2 separate regions of the Mus musculus genome follow, and region 1 is linked to region 2. Evidence: chromatin contacts called from ENCODE Hi-C or POLR2A ChIA-PET data. All regions are on one chromosome and are shown on one strand. The core of a region is the stretch at or near the end of the contact, and the rest is flanking DNA. Distances in the headings are between cores, read along the strand shown.

Region 1 (6,057 bases), core at 799-3,298, 35 kb after region 2:
AGGATGTCAGGATGCAGACTGTCCTTTCCAGTGCCTCAGTTGGTCTGAGCATCTTCCAGGCAGACTGGTTTCCTGAGCTCAGCTTTATTAGTGCTCACTCTGACAGGGAGGGGCCAAGTGAAGCTGGTTGGTTTCAGGGACTTCCTGAAGCTGTTTTTAGTTGCTTACCTTCCTGTTTAAAATGCATCTCTGCAAAATGGAATGCTTTACTCTCAGAGGGAACTGTTGCAACCCCTCCTCCATCAGATCCTCTAGTCCAGTCTATGTTTTGTGTTCTGGTTCAGCACCATACTGGGTTTTGGATACATGAGGATATCTGCAGGTTGCAGTATTTTCTGAAGGTTCTCTGCATCTGTTGCAGCTTTGACTGGTGTGATTTGAGGGTCAAGGAATCTGAAGGTGGGGGTGTGTGCTGCCCTGGGCAGGTTCTGTCTAGTCTTCCAGAAGCTGCCCCTGCAGGTGGCACTTGAAGGAGCGGTGGGCTCTCATGCTCTCTATAGAAAGCTGTTCTTGCACTGGGGTCTCTGGAGGAGTGGGCACACTGTACAGCTGTTATAAGGCTTCCAAGGACAGTGCCTTGTATGGGAAATGAGGAGGCCTGTATTTGAAGGTCTCCCAGTCGTGCTTCCCCCTCCACCCTGTGTAATCTGCTATGACCACTATGGTTAGTCAGACCCTTTAGCCTAGCCTAGGGAAGGTAGCCTACATCAATTGCCCTCTAAGACCCCAAAGGACGGCTGGATCTGCTGGAGAGCTGCCCTGGCTTGGATCTCTATCAGCTGGTATGGCACTGGCTTCTGAGTGCCTTGCAGCCCCCATACTGAGGGAGCAAAGATGGTTCTTGTGCCCTACCCTAACTCTCTGCACCTGTGAGGGTGGTTCCTTCCAGTTGTCAGCTGAGCTGCCAGATCCCTCTGATGATGAAGCCAGCAGGAGGCAGCGCAGCTTGGAGTGGTTGTCTCTTATCTGGCTCACATTGCTGGTCCCTCCCTTGTCCTGCCTCTACTGTGTGGTAGACACCTGGGAGGTGGATGCTTTCCATGTGCCAAGTATTCCCTGCAGTGCTTTGGAAAGGCAGATGCCCCACAATGTCTGAGTTGAACTGATGTGTGCAAGTCTGTGAGCTGCTGCTGTCCCTGCTCTGACCTGAAGCCAGTGACTGTGATGGTCTCTTGGTGTGGGGACATCACCACTGGGGGGGTGGGAGTGGGGATGGGGGACTTCTTCATGGTCCCTGCACTGCCACTCTGTCCTCTCTAGAGCACCTGGCCATGGTGCTTGTCCTCAGTTGTCCTTGGGGTTTATGAGATTGCAGAGCTCTCTATAGAAGGAACCTCCTCCAAGGGTGACATTTGTCCCAGGTAGCTGCCCTGTGCTGTAGAGCCTAACAACAGGCTCTGTGGCTGTGTTGCTAATGCACCAAGTATGGCTGTGGCAGGATCTTTCTCTACCCAGTCCACATCTCAATGATGGCCTTGGCCTCTGTCCCAAGGATGCAATCACTCCATGTCCCCTGACCTATGTTGTCTCCGACATTGCAAGCATGTGAAGTCAGTCCACAGGCTACTGTGTGTTCCCTCCCTCAGGACTAGAAGCCAGGAGACCCCAAATGTAAGGTGATTGAGAGCCAGCCAGGGGCATTCTCCAGCTGGACTCAAAGCTCTGTCCTGTGGGGCTTGGCTCTCCAGCCATCGCAACCACTTGGTCCAGACACACAGAAGCTAGCAAGGGACAATTGTGTTATTCCTGGCCCAGTACCCCTTGCTGCCTTGTCATTGGGCCCTTGGCCTCACTCTGGCCACAGCTGCTCTGTCACCCTAATGCCATGGTTCTGGCCTTCCGCTTGTTGAGACTGCTGTACATCTCAGCCACCACTGCAGCCAGATAAGTAACTGAGGCTTGTGACGTGCCTGAGCTTGAACTGGGGCATTGGGCCCCTGGCATGCAAGATGAGCCCTGTGTCATTAGCCACCACGATGCTCTGATGATGACGGGCAATTTCAGGGAATCTGGTGCACACGGCAGGGTGCAGCTCTGAGTCACAGCCTGTGCCCATTAGCTCGATGAGCCGTCCTGCTTTGTCCTTTCCACAACCAGGCCTGCCGAAGACTTGGCTGTGGCAGGCCCTGCCTCGCAGCTGTGTTCCCAGGATCTGAGGGTCAGAGCAGCCAGCACACCATTTGCATGTTGGGGCTCATACAGGGTCCCACTTGACTCTCCCCTGCCTTTCTGTCTTCACTTAAAGAGTTTGCTTCTGGGCTGCAGAGCTCTGTAAGCAATGCTGAGCAGGAAGCCTTCTGTATTCTTTGCCTGAATCAGGGCTGTTAGCCTGCAGCAGTTTGTGAGGAGCCCCTCCCCACCCCACAGACTTGGGGAATTGGAGCTGAGTTGGGCTCTTGAGCCAAACGGTGAGCTGGGGTGGTGGCCCGTAGCTCTTTCTCTTTGGTTTTTATATGGCCTACTTTTTTTGGTTGGGGATTCCTCTCCCTTCCACCACCCTTTTCCTCCCCCTCTCTGTCTCCTTTCTTCTCTCCTTTCTTCCTCTCTCCTCTGTCTTCCTCTCCCTGCCCCCTCCCCTCCCTTTTTGTCTTCCTCTTCCTCTCTCTGTCTACTTCTTTTACTTTCTGTCTTCTTCCTCCTCTTTGTCCTCTTCCTCCTTGTCTCTGTCCTCTTCCTCCCTCTTCCTGTTCCTCCCTCTTTTACCTGATAGTGCAGGTGGATCTGTCTATGGTGAGCCAGCACTGCAGCTTTCCCAGGAGTGGACCATGCGCTATGCAGAGTTTTCAGTGTCTTACACAGTCCTCCTAGCTCCTCTGGGCAGCCTGTTATCTGACTTCCCACTTTCCTTCTTGCTCGCTGGCCTTGGTGATGTGGAGTATAGTGTCTGTGGTCCCTCCATCACAGACTGGCCATGCTAATGCTGACCTTGACTGTGTGGCTCAGGTCGTCTCCTGGGTATTCTCTCCCAGCAGGGCATTCTTTAATGTCTGCCACACTGTACTTTGAGGTGAAATAAACTCTAAAATTAAATGTTTTAATTCTCAGAGAAGTCAAGAGAGGAAGAAGCAGGGTGGCCCTGTGCTAGGCCGACAGTTGGACCCAACACTGTCTCTTTTTCAGGGTGCCTGGTTCCTTTCCTTCTTCCTGGAGAGGAATCACAGATGGAGCGTGGGCTCTGTGGTATCTGTGTGCCTGGGGCTCTGTGGCTCAGAAGTGGAGTGTATGAACCCTTTGGGCTCTCTAGGCAGCCTACAGTAGCCCCTTGCCTTCAGGCTGTGTGGGAACACCCTTGCTTTCTGCAGCCCTGACCTTGGAGGGGCCATCTCCTGATGAGGCCAGACTCACCCCAATGAGTTTTTAATAATGACTTATTTTTATTTTATGTGCATTGGTGTTTTGCCTGCATATGTGTCTGTCCAATCCCTGGAACTGGAGTGAGCTGTCATATGGGTGCTGGGAATTGAATCTAGGTACTTTGGAAGATTAGCCAGTGCTCTTAACTACTGGGCCATCTCTTTATCCCTGAGCCACTGAATTCTTTGCAGGCTCCCGGTAGGCCATGGAACCCCCTCTTTCTTACTGTGGAACGAAGGATGGGGGCCTAGGTGTGTGTTCATGTGTACTCTCCATGTGTGCGGTGAACTGCTGTGCTCTGCAGGAGCCCTTGAAGTCCCATTGCCCTCTCTGCACACAGTGCTGCTGTCCTGGCTTGAGGACTTGAGCTACCCCATTTGTCTTTGAACTCCATACACTCCATGTCCCTGGGCTGCGTGGCCTGGGAAAGGCCATTGCTGAACTTTGTATAAACGGTTCAGTCTTCTCTCCAACCATATGTAAAAGCTTGATTGGCATACTTCCTGTTGGGAATTCACCTTTGCAGGCTGTCTCAGGCTCAGTCACCTGCTGGTGACTTTTGGGATGTCCACATATAGGTCACACCTCTTTCAGGTGGACAGACCTCAGAGAGACCTGGGTGACCACAGGCCTGCTGTCCATGCTGCCTACCATGCAGGCCACAGTGTATAGCACATAGGTCCTGGAAGTGTCTCCTGTCTCCACCCATATTCTCTTTGTTCTGAGCAGCCCCCCTCCTTGTTCTCAGAGGACCTGCCCCTAATTCTTTGTTTTTAAGTTTGAACACAGTGATTGGGCAGAATCCTGAGCCTGGCTTAGGAGACCACTGACACAGGGTTACTGCATCAGACTGTGAGTCCAGGCTGATGGCTGTGTACAGGACTCCTGTTGTCTGGGACATGGTCCAGGGTATTGGAAGCCTCTGCATGTCCACAGCTCCAAGTCCAAAATGGTGCCTTTTCTGTACCCCACTCATGTCCACCACTAGGCCCTTACTAGCTCTGCACCATCACCAGGACCTGCCTCTCGGATTCTCTCCTGTGAACCTTTCCCAGACTTTGGGCAGTGCAGAGTAGGTGACATTTAAGTTTTGGTCTTTGTCCTTCACTAAAAATCCATGGGGGTGGGGGTGGGGGTGGGGGTGGGGTGGGGGTGGGGCCCCACACCTCATCTGAGCATGCAGCCTCTGCCTCATCTGAGATTGTTGGACACAAATGTGACAGTGTCTAACCTCTTCCCTGGGTCCCCAGGGAGATGTGACAGTCACAGATATCCATCCACCCCTCCCCGGCTACCCAGACACTGTTCTTCCCCATACCACCAGCTTCCCTGTGGGTGGTTGGTCCTCCTATCTCTGAGGCTCTGTGTTCTCCAAGCTAGCTCTCTTGATCCCCTGTGTGTTTCAATAAAAATGTCATTACTAGAAGCCATTGACACCGCTGGTGTGTGACACCAAATTCTACCGCCCATTGTCCCAGAAAACGATCCATTAGAGATAAAGCCAGTGGCTCAATAGTCTCCATCCTGGGAGCAGCCTCTCCCATTCTGGCTGCTGCTATCTTTGCTGCAGTTTGTATTGTCTGTCCCACCTGCACAAGCGATAAGACGCTAAGACGCTAAGACGTGGGGATTCCCTGGTGGGAATGGGCAGACCTCACTCAGTGCCAGCCAGGTCAGGTGGTTCCTTACTGGAAATCCCTTTTGGGTTAGGCAAACTGAAGCTCTTTTTGTGGGAGTGATCAAATTGGGGTACATAGAAGCCTGGTCCCTCATATGGAGCTGCTCACAGCCCCATGTGTCTTTCCCATGTGTGTCACATCCTCTCCATTGGGTGGGCAGTGGGTGTTGACAGTCTGTTTGCCAGCCTGCCTCTGATGCCTGGGTTCAAGGGCACCTTCATTTAACACCTGTCTGTCCAGGTTTTGCTCTGACCTGTGGAATCCCTCCTTTTGAGACTCAGCTGCAGAGGCCTCCTGCTTGGTCACACCAGGAAGTCACCTGCAGTCCCATATGCTCTCTTTCCAAGGTCTCCCAGGCTGTGGCCAGGGCTGTGGGAGCCACCATCACTTGCTCTTTGCCAGTGGTATGACCATAGGCCTCAATGAGACCCTGTGGGAGGGAGTGTGTCTACCATTCTTGTCTGCATTCCTGTTGCTGGGGACACAGAACAGGTGTCTCTTGGACCTGACACAGTGTTGGTTTCCTTCTGAGTGCCTTACTTTAGATCCCGGGTATTTCTTGTAGCCCTGTGCTCTGAGTCCCTTCTGCTGTTGGGAGTCTCCATGTGCTGGGACTTGGCTCAGGTCTGCAAGGTGCTGGCTACCTTTCAGCCTGTTCCCTCCGGTTGTTGACTATTCCTTGAGCATTCCTGACTTGTTCCTGCTGTATTTCATTGGCTAGTGTCTCTAGTGTGGAGCTAGCTAGAGAAGGTGTCTGTGAAGGCCACTTACTCTGCTCTGGATCACCTCTTCAGTGTTGCCCTTTACTACTGTAGGGACACTTGGGGACAGTGGCTTTCCTGTCCTGGTTGGCCGCAGACTTTATGTGCAGTGCTTTGCTGTCTGGTTTTCTTTCTTTCTTCTTCTTCTTTTTTGTTTTGTTTTTGTTTTTTTGAGACAGGGTTTCTCTGTGTAGCCCTTGCTGTCCTGGAACTCACTCTGTAGACCAGGCTGGCCTCGAACTCAGAAATCCACCTGCCTCTGC
Region 2 (5,665 bases), core at 962-3,461:
TAGCAAATCATGAATGTGAGTGGGTACCTGTAAAGGCCACAGGTGTTGGATCCCCTGGGGTTGGAGCTGGAGGTGGTTGTATGCCACTTGACATAGGTGCTGGGATTTGAACTCAGGCCCTCGGGAAGAGCAGTATACAATCTTAACCATTATGCCATCTCTCCAGCTCAAGGCAAGTGTCTATGCCACTGTGTAGACAGTCCTGAGAGCAGAGCAAACTTAACAAAATCCACTCCTGCCGGGCGTGGTGGTGCACGCCTTTAATCCCAGCACTTGGGAGGCAGAGGCAGCCGGATTTCTGAATTCGAGGCCAGCCTGGTCTACAAAGTGAGCTCCAGGACAGCCAGGGCTATATACAGAGAAACCCTGTCTCGAAAAACCAAAAAAAAAAAAAAAAAAAAAAAAAAAAAAAATCCACTCCTAAATTTAAAAATCTACCTGTCCTTCACACAGGTCACCTGCTCTGGAAAATGTGGTGGCAATGACCACATGGGATTCTGTTTCTGAGCACAGAATAGTACAGACATCCTGAAGGATAGAAAACAATTGCTTCCAGGCACTGAGTGCTAACAGGACTGATAGACATTGGAGTGTGTTTGTGTGTGTGTACTTGTATGTGTGCACTTGCACAGGTAGACATGTGCCACCTGTGGAGGTCCGAAGGACAAAGGACTCTTCCTCCACCCTGTGGGTCACACAAGTCATCTGGCTAGAAGGCAAGTTTACTGAGCTGTTTCACCTGAGACAGGGTCTTATGTAGTTGCCCTGGCTGGCCTCCAGCTCAATGTAACTAAAGATGATGGTGTAGTCCAAATTCTGAGTACATGGTGACTGGCGTGGGTGATGGCTGTTCTCTTTACATTGCACAATGAAGAGCAATGGAAACAATTCAAGACTCGTCTAGCTTGGAATAATTTATGTGTAACCTTGAGAGTTAGTGAATTAGCAACAGACTAGGGGGGTAGAACAAATATCTTGGGTGCACAAAGAACCTGCTCTAAGGAGGGTACTTTCCAGATGTTAGATATTAAAGTAGAAGGATTTCTAGTCTACCCCATAAAACAGGAATGTTGTCACCTCTGCTTGCTCAAGTATAGAAGCCGTAATGGTAGTTTGCAAAGCAGGCTCTGGATAAAAGAGCTTGCAGTGAAGCCTAACAACCCAGATGACAAACTCCAGAGTTGCCCTCTGACCTGTAGAGGTATATACCACACATATATACAAAATAATAAAAATTTAAAATTATAAATGCATATTGATGGGGATGATATCAGACCTTAACTAAATGCTCTTGAGTGCAGGGTGACTGGTGTGGTGATGCTGTTCCCTTCACATCGCACAATGAAGAGATGGAAACAATTGTGTGGAGCAGGGGCTTGGACACCTGTAGCTGGAATTTGGGTGCCCAGGCCTCCAATTTGCAATACGCTGAGCTAGAGAGTAGGACCTAGGACATTTTGAGAAGTAGATAATTGAATCCTCTTCCACTGAGTTATTGCAACGCTTTCCATGGGTACAGCTATCAGTTCAAGGTGGGGGGTGGGGTGGACCAAGTCGCGCACGTTTTAGGGAACTCATGAACGTTTGGGGAGGGCAATATGGAACGCTTTTGAGATCCTCTTACCCTAGTTCGGCCTTTTGCAAAGCTGGGCTCAAATTCTGACTCTAGATCTAGAACTACTGGGTTTCGAACCACTGTCTCCGGACCCAGAGCTGATGTTGTGCAGGAAATCACGTACTCAGCAGCCGCCCGATCACAGGGTGGAGTCTGGAGCAGCAAGACAGCGATTGACATTCAGTCGCAACCATTCGGCACCCAGAGACCGGTACCAAACACCAATCCGCGTTTGTCTCAGTAAAGTCTGAGAACGCGCTTGTCAATCTGCGTGAGCTCGGGGCTATCCTACACCCGACCGCAGCCGGATTGGCTGTGTGCATCTTGACGGGCATGCTTCGTACCCACTGAAAGCTGAGCCGGTCACTAGGCACGTGAGTGGGTGCCGGCACGTCCTCGGGGTTGGACCAATGAAGGGAAGAAATCGAGTGCCTGCTCCCGCCCCAGGTCGCGGAGGGCGGGGCCGCTCGGTGTTGATGAGGGGAGGGGTGGAGCTGTCAGCCGCCACCAATCAGCGTGCGGGCGTGGGCTGAATGCCCAATGGCGGCCGAGTAGGAGCCGTCGCCCCGCCCCTCTGAAGCTTCGCCTCCCCGCCCCGGGCTCTTGCTGAGGGCTCGGCCGCGAGCGAGCGAACCATCGAAGGAGCAAAGAGACCGGGCGAAGCTCGGAGCCCAGTGGCCGGGGCGAGCGAGTGAGGGCCGGCGGGGGCGACGCGAGACGGCCGGGCACGCGCCGCTCAGCCTGCTGTCTGCGGCCCGGGCCGCGCGTTGCGCCAGGTGAGTGAGTGTGCGATCCGTGGCGGCGCTCAGCAGCTTCCAGGCCCCTTTGGGGGGCCGCGCGGCCGCCATGCCTGCCCCCACGCCGCACCTTGGGCCGCCGCGCGCACTCCAGGCCGAGGCTTTGGCTGCGGCCTACTCGGCTCCTCAGGGCGGCGGAGTACGCCGCGCTTTTGTCCGTTCGGGCGAAGCTGCTGTTTGTTGATCGACAAAACGATTGTGTGCCTGGGAAAGGAGGGTGTGTTTTTTTGGGGGTGGGTGGGGGGGGTTGACGATGGGGCCGGACAAAGGCGGGGCGGGGGCGGGGCGCCGCGTCCCCTTTCCAGGGCACAAAAGATGACAGCGTGGGTGGCCCGGTCCAGCCATCCCTTCAACAACCCCAAATCCTTAAAAATAAAAAACCCACTCCAAGTCCCTGCTCCCCGCCGCTTGCATTTTGGTTCCCTTTGGTTTGGAGCTGTCCCCTCCAAACACTCACCCATCATGGCCTTGCAAACTTGACCCCCGCATGTCCAGAATCTGTAAATCACCATATAATCTGCATTTTAAAAATGAAAATAAATAGTACACGTATCTGCTATTGCAATGGCAGCCTTTCCACCTCGCTTCTGTACCCTGGTCTCTTTGCTTTCCAGCTCCCTTCTTTCTGTAAGCCATGAAATGTGCAGTTTTCCGCGTGCACACTAGTCCAGGGCATCCCGGCAGACAGGGAAGCTTGGCAAAGCTGGGGACAGCTGGGGGTGGCTTTCCTACTGCCATATCCTGGGGGGTTTTGGGGGTTCTGTTAGGGGTTTCGGTCAGCCAGCTGAGAGTATAAGGGATTCCAGGTTTGCAGATTTGATGCTGTAACTGGTGCGGTTTGGCCATTACGGTTCGGGCATCGCGGTTCCTTGTCCCATCTGTCTGAAAGGGGGGGGGGCGGGGCGGAGGATGGCATCGCTTTAATAATTAACACCTGGGGAAGTGTCTTGCCGGAGTAGTTGCTAGTTTTTTTCAACTATGGAGAGGATGGATCCGGTATGTTTCAAAAAGCAAAAAGAAAGAGTGTATCTTTCCCTGTAACCAAGTGGGATTTGCTCAGCCTGCAGCCTGGTGCCAGCACCTTCATAGGCGCTGAGGATCTTGGTTGCAGAAGGTTGGGGGGTCCGGGATGTCTCTGTGTCCCATTAGTTGTGTATCTGACAGTCCCCAGGCTGGAGACTGCACTGTTCCCCAAACAGCTCCTGCCTCAAAATGGGTTCATTACGTGGGTCTTCAGGGGCTCCTACCACTACCAGGAAAGGGCTAATCACTCTCTTTAATTCTCCAGTAATTGCTGCCTTCAGAGTCACCAAAAGGGCGTGTCTCCAGACTGGGCCAACCTTTTCTTCCCACCCTGCTCTAGCTGTAGTCAGCTTTCTTCTTCCCTTCCTTTTTTCCCCAAGCCTTGTGGGTGTTCTGTATCTAAACTTGTAGGGTCCCTATGCAAGACTCCAGTCAAACTTTTCATCCTCTCCCTAGGAGGGCAGGAAGCCTGACTGTCATGGGGTGTTTTGATGTTTGGGGTGGAAATGTCCTTGTGCCAGGTGCTCCATGTACCTGTGCATATCCAGGCGCACCTGTGAATGTGTGTGTTCTAAGCTGGGATTGTATAGGTCTGATTGACAAATGATTTTCTAATCCTTTCCTCCCGGGGAGAGGGCTGCTGAGGAGATATCATAGTACACTTTGTATCTGGAGACTCAGTTACAGTCTTGTAGATATTTGTCTGTAGCCTGTAGCCTGTCTCCTTCCCTGCCCCAGGGGCCCCTCTGTTTTCCCTGCCTGCCCAGCCCTTACTTAGACTTTCTGTTCTTGCTTCCCACCTCTGCTGGGCCCCTTCTCACATTGTCCTGGGAGCCCCAGCACTAGGTAGCCATCTGTCCCTGTGCTACCTGACACCTGTGGGGAGTCAACAAGCTGTCAGATCACTCAGGGGCCTGGGGCTCCTTGGGAGTGCTGGGAAGAGGCTGATCTGGCTAGCCCAGTATCCATAAGACAGTGAGGTGCTTGGGTATTCGAGTGCATGCGTGTGTGCTCACGCTTGTGGTGTAGAGGTGTGGGCTGTGATGTACTTCCTGATGGTTGTCTCTGGAACTGGAGGTGGGGTGGAGGGTTCAGGGCCTGGTGGCCTTGGGCTTGTCACTTGCTCCAGAAGCAAGATTTAGAGCCACCAGTCTGCCAAAGCCTCCTGGGAACAGGGGACAGGGAGTAGACTATAGCAGATGGCCTGCCTCTGGAGAGACCTGTCACTGCAGGGCCCATGGGGGGCAGGGACTGGGCTCTGCTCACCATACTTGGAGTTCAGGCTATGGTGGAATCCCAGAGGTCTGGATTGACATCCCTCCCTCAGCAGGTGCCTTTCCTGCTCTGTGCAGCATCCTGACTCCCTCTTTATCTATAGCGTTGGCCTCAGGTGGCCTTGAGGATCAAGAGCTAGGGGCCAGGAGTTTGGATGCTTTCTGCTCTGCACTAGTGTTCCCACTGGCTCAGTTCACTGTGACTTGGTCACCCCTGGGGTGGGCGTTCGTTGTACTAGATGTGCAGCTGGCCCTTACCCACACCTTGCTGGTACCTCACTTTCAGCCCTGTAGCTCCATCTGCCTATGTCCCAGCTACCGCTTCTCACTGCTCCCTTCACTCTGCCTTCAGTGACCAGTGGTTCTGTTTGCTCTTGCACCCCACTATTTCCCCCTATTTCTTTTTTTTTTTTTTTAATTTTTTTTTTTTTAAGATTCATTTATTATATATAAGTACACTGTAGCTGTCTTCAGACACTCCAGAAGAGGGCGTCAGATCGTGTTACAGATGGTTGTGAGCCACCATGTGGTTGCTGGGATTTGAACTCTGGACCTTCGGAAGAACAGTCGGGTGCTCTTACCCACTGAGCCATCTCACCAGCCCTTTCCCCCTATTTCTAGTCTAGGCCTGTGCTTGTACAGACAGGATCTGCCTACGACCATCCTTGGCACCCCACACCCACCCTGTGAAGGTCCTACCATGGCTGTCTTGGCTCTGTGGAGGCAGCACTGACACCCCTCCCCATTGCTGTATCCCATCCTGTTAGTTTGATGAACTTGCCTCTTATCTACTTCAGTTGACTCATTTCTTTAATCTTGGCTTTCTCCTCCACAATAATGTCCCAAAAGTCATGGGGTGTTCTTGTGCTGGCAGGTTCAGAGAGAGTGACAAGGACTCAGTGACTAGCTAAGCCTTACATTAGTATCCAGTCAGGCAGGTCATGATAGTGAGGCAA

Evidence for each region. Hi-C counts contacts between places; a loop is a spot of excess contacts on that map. ChIA-PET counts read pairs that join two places held with the same protein, here RNA polymerase II (POLR2A).
Region 1: POLR2A ChIA-PET joins it to region 2 with 12 read pairs in Patski. The contact joins the enhancer-like site here to the promoter of Kdm4b in region 2. A Hi-C loop is called at or near these places in 1 of 37 maps with a recorded cell type or tissue (regulatory T cell). POLR2A ChIA-PET finds 5 or more read pairs at or near these places in 3 of 5 experiments (Patski and embryonic stem cell).

What each region holds. Positions count from the first base shown.
Region 1 is chr17:56,358,576-56,364,632 of GRCm38, forward strand. The region is part of intron 5 of Kdm4b (lysine (K)-specific demethylase 4B); the gene reads left to right. Among named protein-coding and RNA genes, the nearest start is that of Gm32715, 27 kb to the right of the region's middle. Within about 2 kb of position 2,049, at least 1 of the 3 ENCODE cell types and tissues checked has a DNase peak (open chromatin) inside an H3K27ac peak, as active enhancers do.
Region 2 is chr17:56,323,839-56,329,503 of GRCm38, forward strand. It overlaps Kdm4b (lysine (K)-specific demethylase 4B), which reads left to right and starts at 2,212. Exons shown (of 23, transcript NM_172132.3): 1 at 2,212-2,391.